Linked DNA regions of Mus musculus: region 1 is linked to region 2. The links are chromatin loops, found by intact Hi-C in ENCODE. Cell type or tissue: heart. All regions are shown on one strand.

What was found. A loop is a pair of places that touch in the nucleus more often than their neighbours do. Peaks named below come from ENCODE experiments on the same cell type or tissue, not always from the same donor. Only the 100,000 strongest peaks of a DNase experiment are listed, where the experiment ranks them.
Region 1: it touches region 2 in a loop (3.0-fold over the local background); 4 of 42 quality-filtered maps call a loop at or near these places.

What each region holds. Positions count from the first base shown.
Region 1 is chr1:74,358,937-74,363,936 of GRCm38, forward strand. Catip (ciliogenesis associated TTC17 interacting protein) reads left to right here and starts at 3,199. Exons shown (of 10, transcript NM_001379457.1): 1 at 3,199-3,250; 2 at 3,431-3,586; 3 at 3,814-4,011; 4 at 4,316-4,371. The coding sequence starts at 3,226. In heart, a CTCF peak has its summit at 3,086 (motif pointing left); DNase peaks (open chromatin) are centred at 3,105, 3,765, 4,035 and 4,655; H3K4me3 peaks cover 511 bases; H3K27ac peaks cover 1,224 bases.
Region 2 is chr1:74,450,013-74,455,012 of GRCm38, forward strand. It overlaps Usp37 (ubiquitin specific peptidase 37), which reads right to left. Exons shown (of 24, transcript NM_001310662.1): 18 at 3,816-4,071; 19 at 2,675-2,841; 20 at 483-543. Among named protein-coding and RNA genes, the nearest start is that of Vil1, 43 kb to the left of the region's middle. In heart, a CTCF peak has its summit at 2,913 (motif pointing left); a DNase peak (open chromatin) is centred at 2,749.

The sequences.
Region 1 (5,000 bases), 91 kb before region 2:
CCTGCGCCATATCCATAGCAGCTCCTTGTCCCTTTAACTTTATTCTGATAACCAAATCAATTTAGGGGCTGGAAGGGAAGCCTTACATTCATGAATCCCCAATGTCTCGTGAGCCAAGCATGGTGGTCTACACCTCTAGTCCCGGTATTCAGGACACAGAGTCAGGAGGATCAGGTATTCCACAGGATTCACAACTACAGAAAGCACTTTGGTTCAACCTGAGACACATGATGCCCTGTCTTTAAAAAGAAGTGTCTTGGTACATGCCTATAATCCCAGCACTCAATAGACTAAGAAGGAAGATTTTTTTTCTAACATTATATACATTTATATTATGAAAGCAATAGGGTTTGCCTTTTTATTTTTTTTTTTAATTAATTTTTTTTTTTTTTTTTTTTTTTTTTTTAGGAATAATCTCAAACTATAGCCCTGGCTAGTCCTGGAAGTCCCTGTGATGACCAGGTTGGCCTCTTGAATACTGGGCCTAAAGATATATACTACCATGCCTAGCTAAAAATGTAATTTTAAAAATGGCTAGTGTCAGCCGGGCAGTGGTGGTGCATGCCTTTAATCCCAGCACTCAGGAGGCAGAGGCAGGCAGATTTCTGAGTTCAAGGCCAGCCTGGTCTACAGAGTGAGTTCCAGGACAACCAGGGCTATAGAGAGAAACCCTGTCTCAAAAAACAAAGAAAAAATAAAAATAAAAACATAAATGGCTAGTGTCTATCAGGACCACATAGAGAAACCTTGTCTGAAGAAAACAAAACGACCAGCAAAATGGCTCATTTGATAGGGGCACCTGCCACCAAGCCTGACACCCCAGGACTCACACAGAGAGAACTAACTCCCAGAAGTCCTTGAGCTCCAGATACGTGCAGTGTGGTGCACCCCTCCCCCTCCACAAATAAATGCAACAAATGTAATGGATTCTAAAATGTAATATGGAGGAGCTTTATCCTAACTGGGATGAGTATGAGTTGGAATAACCCTTCAGTGTCTAAGGCTAGCTCATGTCAAGAAATTTTCTGAGGTCCTGGCTATCATATTGAACTGTGTGTATTAGACATAACATCAACTCCAACATGCCCAGATGGCGATCAAGTGTCCACAGCATGAGTACAAATCAAATGTATGAGTCCTGTAGCCACTCCTCCAAGTCTGTATTTAATCACTTCAGGTGCTGTTAACCAGAAGTTTCCATTCACGGCATCGCCTACCACCCACTCCTCTCCCACCCATTCCTCTACCACCTATTACTTCCTTGCTGCTTAATTCTTTCTAAGACAGGGTCTCTCTGTGTAGCCCTGGCTATGCTGCAACTCACTCTGTAGATCAGACTGGCTTCAAACTCAAAGAGATCCCCTGCCTCTGCCTCTGAGTGTTGAGATTAAAGGTGTACATCACCACTTCCTGGTTTTATTTTCAGTTTTTGAGACAGAGTCGCATTGCAACCCACTGGCCTCAAACTCAATACGTAGCTGAGGATGACCTGGGCTTCTGATTTTCCTGCCCAGCCCTCCCAAGTGCTAGAATCACAACCCAGCACCATCCTATCCAGCTGCTGCCTGAATGCAGACTCAGTCTGACTGCCTCTGGTCAAGTCTTGGCTGTGAAGGATTAGCTGTGTGACGAGTGAAGCCAGTTAGCCTCTCTTTGCCTTAGTTTTCTTCTCCATAAAACCCACATATTACCTCCATATGAGGTCATAGCCTACATCAGCCAAGCATGGTAGTGCACACCTGTGATCCCAAAACTCGGAAGGCAGGGGCAGAATAACTATCTCTAGGACAGCCTGAGCCACATAGTAAGCCCTAGGCTCGATTCCCCCAGTGCCTCATAACCTGGGAATGGTGGCACACGCCTGCCTGTAATTGTAGGACTCAGGAGAAAGAGACAGGAAGGTCAGAAATTTAAGGTCATTCTCTGCTTCATTAAGTTTGAAGTCAGCCTGGGATATATAAGACCCTGTCTCAAAACAACAAAACAAGGGGCTGGAGAGATGGCTCAGTGGTTAAGAGCACTGACTGCTCTTCCGAAGGACCTGAGTTCAAATCCCAGCAACCACATGGTGGCTCACAACCATCCATAATGAAATCTGACGCCCTCTTCTGGTGCATTTGAAGACAGCTACAGTGTACTTAGATATAATAATAAATCTTTAAAAACAAAGAAAGTTCCCAGCACTTGGGAGGCAGAGGCAGGAGGATTTCTGAGTTCGAGGCCAGCCTGGTCTACAGAGTGAGTTCCAGGACAGCCAGGGCTACACAGAGAAACCCTGTCTTGAAAAAATCAAAAAGAAAAAAGAAAAACCAAAAAGGAAAACAAAAAAGACAAAAGAGAAAAGACTTTGCTGTCCCTCTCAGCGTGACCATCATTATGCCTACATGCCTCAATGATGACAGTCCCAGTAAGATGAGGAGGCATCCAAGCTCATAGGTGAGTCACAGAGGCCCCTCTGAAAGTTGCAGCTTGCAGAAAAGAAGATGAACAGCCTTGGTGAACCTGGGAATTAGAAACAGTTTCTACTGAGTGCGAAGGCTTTCCCACCATCGTAAAGGCAATGAATGGGAACCTGAGGCTCAGGAGATAGGAGACTGTTTTTATTGGGACTGTAGCACACAAAGACAGTTGTCCAACCTTGAAGTGGATTCTGTGTGTGAGCCTAGGTCCGGCCCAGGAGTCATGAGTGCCCGGTTTATGGGCACAAGTCACTACTTCTGGTTTAGTCTACTACTTCTTTGTATTATTATTATTATTATTATTATTATTATTATTATTATTATTATTATTATTATTATTATATTTTATATATTTGGGTGTTTTGTTGGATGTTTGTGTGTGTGCCATGTATGTCTCTGGTATCCATGGAGTCCAGAAGTGGGTGTTGGATCCTACAGAACTAGAGACAGTTGTGAGCCATCTTGTGAGTGCTGGGATTCAAACCCAGGCCCTCTGGAAAAGCAGCCACTGCTTTCAACCGCTGAGCCACCTCTCTAGCCCCCTTCGTCCATGAATTCCCAAGGAAGTTGTAAAGACCTGCTTTCCCTCAGCCTCTTAAGAATGTCAAAGGCTCCCTCTGCTGGACAACCTCTTAAGCTTGGGCTGAGCCCCAAAGCTTGACAAATCTAGGTTCAGTAAAGTGGGTTGATTGCCCTTTAAGAGGCAGTACCTAGCTTTCTGGTTGCCATGGAGACTACTAGTCACAGACTGACTAGCCTCAATAAAATGTCTTCCAAAGTTTCCCCCACTGGTGAGGAATGGACTTCTGGTCTGTGGGTGGAGGGAGAAGGGGTATTTGTCCCTTGCAAACCCACCAAAGTGTGGTCTTCGCAAATTTAACTTTTGGGGATGGGGATCAGAACCAGGTATCCCTACCTACTCTACCCTTTTCTCTAGAGTCTGACTTATTAGCTTTTTCTTCCTCTTGTAGTTTCCAAAGCCAAGGACCAGCATCACTTAGGCCAGCTGCAGCAACAGCAGCAGCAGCGGCAGCAGCAGCAGCCATTCCCAGAAGCCAATGCTGAAGCCATCAGCTTTCTCAACTCCTTCTGTGAGCCAGATGGTGGGGCAGGCGTGGGGAGGAGAGGTACAAGTCTCTCTCTCCACCCGATCCTCTTGAGATTCAGAAAAGACCTGTTTGCTAATGAACATGGAGGGACAAGCCTGTCGGGGAGAGCTTTACCAGCTGGCACCGAGTGATGACAAGGAGGAGTGACGGGGCTGGTTAGGAGATGGGAGACGTGACAAGGGGTGAGTGGGTGGTGTGGGGTCTAGAGGCTGGGCCTGGAGAGACAGCTTCTCTGCACCACCCAGGGCTGGAGGATATGCTCCTGTTCTTCCCGGAGACTCTGGCCATCCTCTCAGACACAGGGGAACCTCAGGGAGAACTGACCATTGAGGTGCAGAGGGGGAAGTACAAGGACGACATAGGGATCCTGACCCACTGTCTACTGGTCCACGCCTCTAGCCGCGGCTTCCTAGACAAATCGCTGTGTGGGAGCTCCCTCCTAGGTACAGCCCTGACTGCTGCCTGTCCCTCACATCTTCTCTCCACGCCCCACCCCCATTCCAATCCATAGGTCCTTAATTGGGACCTGCCCCTTGACTTACCTGGGAGAGGGTAAAGCCTGGGGGAGGGGAAGAAGAGGAAGGGGGAGAGGAGAGGGAGGAGGAGGGGAGGTCATTCCCAGTCACATACCCAGGACAAGAACAGTGTTGACCACCCTGTCATTTTCCCATGGCCACGTTGCCCCAGCCTGGGCCAGCCCGTTCCCTAGCGTCCATCCTATGACATCAGTGCCTCCCTGTACCCCAGGCTACCTAAACAACAATCTGGAGCTGATGGAACAGCACAGTCAGGAGTTCATCAAGGTATTTACTCCCAGCCTCCCCCAGCCTTGCCCCTGCTCCAGGGTAAGCCAGAACATGGGCTTTACGAGGGTGGGAGGGACCTCTGGAGAATATCACACTCCCATATCCCACCAGCCCGAACCTGCACCACACACGGTTGGTTTGATAACCAGTCACCTCCATTACTGCTGCTGATGTTGTCTGGATGCACAAACCGAGCCCAGCCCACTGGCCTCCTCCGGCCTGAAAGCCTGGTCCACTTCCCAGAGCCACGTGACCTGACCTTTCCCAGAGCCTGTCACTATTTAGCCTCCAAATCTGGCTCTATCCTCTTCACCCAGTCCCTTCAGAAACTTCCTCTGTGGGGCCATGCCCTGTCTAAACATGGGAGATGACTTGGGCCTAACAGCCTTCTCAGAGAATCTGTTCCCAGCTTCCAGCCTGTGTTCCGTTCTGAGGTTTACAGCTGTTCATCTTTCCTATTACATACTATGGGCCTATTTCTGACTTCCACCATAAATGGAAGATCTCCTTTCCTCCCTCTCCTCCCCTTCCTTCCTATTTTGAGGCAGTCTCATAACTAGACTGGCCTCAGACATGGTGTGTAGCTGAGGGTGATTTGGAACCCCTGACCCCCCTCCCAAGTGCTG
Region 2 (5,000 bases):
CCTGTGTGTGAATCTTACCCTACTGAATCCTTACTTTTGGCTCTCAACTCAATTCCTAAGAGTGAATTATTGGAAAAGTCAATTGGATTGAAGCCATATTGTAGAAATCTTAGTAACGAAACTATAAATCTTCTATTAAATGTTGTCTTGCTATTCTGTTTTTCAAGATTAAAAATGTTATTTTGATATAGGTATAGATAGTAAAACAAAACCACAAAAGAAAGGGCTCGGGACCAAGCTCAGTTGGCAGTGTACTCAGCAAACATAGGCCCTGCATATGATCTCCACTATTGCAGCACTGCATACTTGTGATCTTAGCACTCAGGAGGATCAGTTTAAGGCCATCATTGGCTACAGAGAGTTCCAAAGACACCGTAAAAGAGACTAAATGAGACTTTGCCTAAAAAAAAAATGTTTAAAATGTTCTTCTATGTATTAATGTACTTTTCCATTTAAAAATATAATTGAAATCCTCCCCATACCTTGAAGACTTAATTCTGTAGCCCTTTTGAGGTCGTCATCTTCCTTCTGTTCCCAAGCCTCCTACAGAGAGAAGAACAGGAACAAGTGTTTAAAGAGGCACAGCACGCTGCTCTGAGAGCACTTGCTTGCCATGCCTTCCCTAGCTTTACAGCTATCTGGACTCTGACCTATGTGGAATAGAAGCTTGTTTCTTTTCAACACTGTCCTCTTAAAACATAACGTTGGGGTTTTTATTTCCTCTGGTCAATAACATTGTCAAGTCATTCAATGTGACTGTATGGCGTATTTTTTTTTTTAAATATAAAAAAATGCCAGGCACAGTGCTGCAGAAATGGCTCAGCAGTTAAGAGCACTGACGTCTAGAGATCCTGAGTTCAATTCCCAGCACCCACATGGTGGCTCACAACCCTCGGAAATGGGATCTCTTCTGGTCTGAAAACAGCAGCAGTGTAATCATTCACACCTAGCAAACTACTTACTTTCTTTTCCCTGGACTTAGCATTTATCACCCTTTATGGTACAGATGTAAACACTGCTACACTGCAGATTTCAGACAACCTACAGTGAATATACTTATTCTTTTTCAATAACTACTTATAAGTAGTGTAGAACACAACTGGCTCTCCTGAGCGGATGATGAACACTTCCATCCAGGAGACACTCATACCCTGTGTGTGACAGCAGAATGAGCAGTATCCCTACAGGTTACCGAGCCATCTATTTCTACTTTATTCTAACTAAAGAAACCAGATCCACAAGACAGGTTTGGCAGCAATACTAAATGAAGACCCTTGACTGTCATTTTTCTGAAACAGCAAAGGTATTCTTAGGAAAAAATATAAGTAGGCTGGGCAGTGGTAGCACACACCTTTAATCCCAAGCATTTGGGAGGCGGAGGCAGGCAAATCTCTGGGTTCAAGGTCAACCTGGTCTACAGAGCATGTTCTAGGACAGACAGGTCTACACAGAGAAACCCTGTCTCAAACAAAACAAAATAAGAAAAAAAATGTAAATAAAAATGTTTGAGCCGGGCAGTGGTGGTGTATGCCTTTAATCCTAGCACTTGGGAGGCAGAGGCAGGAGGATTTCTGAGTTCAAGGCCAGCCTGGTCTACATAGTGAGTTCCAGGACAGCTAGGGCTGTACAGAGAAACCCTGTCTCGAAAAACCAAAAAACAGGAAAAAAATAAAATGTTTAACTGCCTTTATGACTGGGGACAAAGTTCAGTAGTAAAATCCTTGTATAAGGACCTGGGTCCCATCTCCAGCGTCACATACATGTATCTTATTACACTGTAAGTAGAAAAGCACTGCTTATAAATAAAAGGTTAGAAGAACCGATTGAGATTGTAAAGGAGCTCTTCTCAATCTTAGTTGTTCATTAGAATCACCAGGGAAGACTTTTAAAATCTAGATTAAAAGAAAGAGAAATCCAGATGCCCAGTCCATATCCAAGGTTTATCCTTTAAAGATTTATCAGTATTAGGACAATTCAGGCATCAGTATTTTTGGAGCACCTCAGGTAACTTTAAAACATAATCAAGATTGAAAAGCACTGGTCTGCCAGGTGGCTGGGGTGCTCACCTTTACCACCAGCCCTGGGAGGCAGAGGCAGGCCAATCTCTCTGAGTTCAAAGGCAGCCTAGTCTACAGAGATAGTTCCAGGACAGTGAGAACTACATGAAGAAACTCTTTCTTGAAAAACAAAACGACAAAAAAGCAAAACAAACAGACAAAATAAGGGTCCAATCACCAGAATTTAAAAATTATTAGATTTTAGATATTTGTGGTCAAATAATTTATAGTAAAAGAAATATTGTAAAAAAAATAACCAGGGCTGAAGAGATGGCTCACAACCAGAAAATAACCAAACAATAATCTACCACTCATAAAATCATGGTGAGGTACTTGTTGACAGCTTGCAGAATAAAGCTAATGGAATAATCTTTAACATCCCTATAGCATATAACATGGCCAACAATATTTTATTCCATTTTAATAATAAAAACCCTACTAATTTAATAACTGTTCCAGTCCAAACAAGCCCAAATAATTTTTTTCCAATAACTAATTGTATGTAGCTATCTAGGAGCAATGAATGACTAACACACAGTAAATGATTAACACGCCAGTCTTTGTGATTCCACTCCTGGAAGCATGGAAGCAGCAGCAACAGGAAGAAAGTGTCTTACTTGCTCTTGAAGGCTCTGAGCCAGTGCTTGCTGCAGCTCCTGCTCTTCTCTTTCCCGGTCTACGTCATACTGCTGGAGCCAATCAACCTCTCCCTGAGAGCCTTCTGGAGTTTTGTTTTCTTTATTCTCATCACAGTCTTTTGTTATCTCAGTAAAACTAGCAGGACCTGAAAAGCAAAACATTATTTTGGAGAAACCCTGAACTTTGTGGACTCTAGTGACACCTACTGTTAAGAAAGAGTAATTTACCTTGCCCTCATTAACACTATAGGTTAGGGTCTAATGTAGCTCAGGCAGGCCTAGAACTTTCTAAGTATCTGAGGATGGCCGAGACTTTGACCTCCCATCTACACTTCCTTGATGGGATTACTGTACACACCATCATGCTTGGTTTGGGGATGCTGGGTTTTGTGCATGGTGGGCACACAGCTACTAAACAAGCTACCAAGCTACTATACTCCCAGTTGTACTTAGAATTTTTTGGGACAAATAATTTCATCTTACCACATCTATATCAGGGTTTCTCAGGCTCAGTATCATTAATAATTTGCATGAGGTGCCGATGAGGCCTTTTGGGGAGTGGGAAATGGAGAAGTGTGTATGCTGTAAATTTTAGCAGAATTCCCCAGACTCTCTGAGATAGGAGAGCCACCTTACAGGAATTAAAGATCCCTTTCATCTATGGAAATGGAAGTGGCTCATGCCAGAAGTAGTCCATGTCTCTCTATTTGTGACGACCATTCCAGGGCAGCAGAGAATGCCCTTGATTTAGAAGCACTGACCCACAGAATGGTTCTGAAAACAAAGAATGACTATGACCAAGTGATATGCATTATAGAGTGACTAACAAGAGCAGGGGAATACATTGCATTAAGAGGAAATAAATACCTCAGAAGAACACCATCAGCTTTTTGGGTTTTGTTATCCTGAGGATACACTAATTATTATTTTACTTGCATATAAAGTAATTTGAAATTAAGACGCTCTGACTCCACAAAAATCTAGAAAATAATTTTGCGATATCGCTCTATGACTTCCATGTCCAAATGTGAGGGCTTTAGGATAACTTAGAAGCTGCATGTCAGTAAAGGCTCTGGAACACATGTTTTGTGTAACAGATACTTATCTTGGTGAACCTTACCTGGCTCAGTGATTGTTTTGGACTTCTCAATTTCCATAGCATCTGGATTTTCAGGCATTTCTGGAATATCATCTTCTGCAAAGCCGGTGTCCGGACTGCTGGTTGGCTTATCATCATCTTCAGGGCTAAGTACCGGCGAAGCTTCTCTCCTGCTTATCTCTAACACAGCTGCCAGCACCTCTTCCTCACTCATTCTGTCAAATCCTGAGTTCTCCAGTTCTGCCTTCCCAGGCTCTAATCTGCACAATTTCAAATCCTGAAGAAGAGCATTACTTTTACAAGAAGGCAAAATGTCCATTAATATACCCAATGTCTACCAATATGAATGTCAATCAATCAATATAGCTAATGCTCAACACTATATCTAATATACTCTAGAGTTTAAAGTGGGAACTGGGAGGCTAGAAAGATGGCTACACACACAATTTAAAAATAAGAGTGTGGAACTGAATTTGTGTGCTACCATGTCTGGCTTCTGTGGTGCTGTTGCTCACACCCATAGCTTCATGTACTAGGCAAGCACTTTACCAACTGAGCTACAACTCCAAACTGAACAGTTTTGCTTGATTACAACAGTGCCAAGTATACCCTTTAAAGAAATGTGGAAGGTAAACACTGCTAAAATAAAGTTACTCAAAACAATAAGTTAACTGGGTGTGGTGGTGCATGCCTGTAATTCTAGCACTTAGAAGGCAGAGGCAAGAAAACTGTTGTAAGTTCTAGGCCAGCTTGGGCTATAACATGAAATCCTGTCTCAAAAAAGCCCAAAAATCAAAAGATTAGTCAAAGGTAATAAGTACTAGATATACATGGATTATACTGTAAACATTCTTTTTATTATCCTAAATATTCTATTTTAAATGCTGGCTGGCAGAGTCAGATTATATAGCTCTGACTGGCCTGGAACTACTATATGAACCAGACTCACAGATAGCCACCTGTTTCTGCCTCCTAAGTACTGGGACATCACCTAGTAATATTGTCTAGTCTTAAATGAGAAAAATGAAAACTACACAAGATTATATAAATCATAAAAATATATGGAGTTCCTTTTATTCTAGGAGAATTTCTAGTATTCTTTCATATTCCAGGGAAGCAATTAGAACCCTTCAGCTCTCCACTAAATGCAGACACTATTGCATATGCCAGCAAGATTATGCTGAAAGGACCCTGATATAGCTCTCT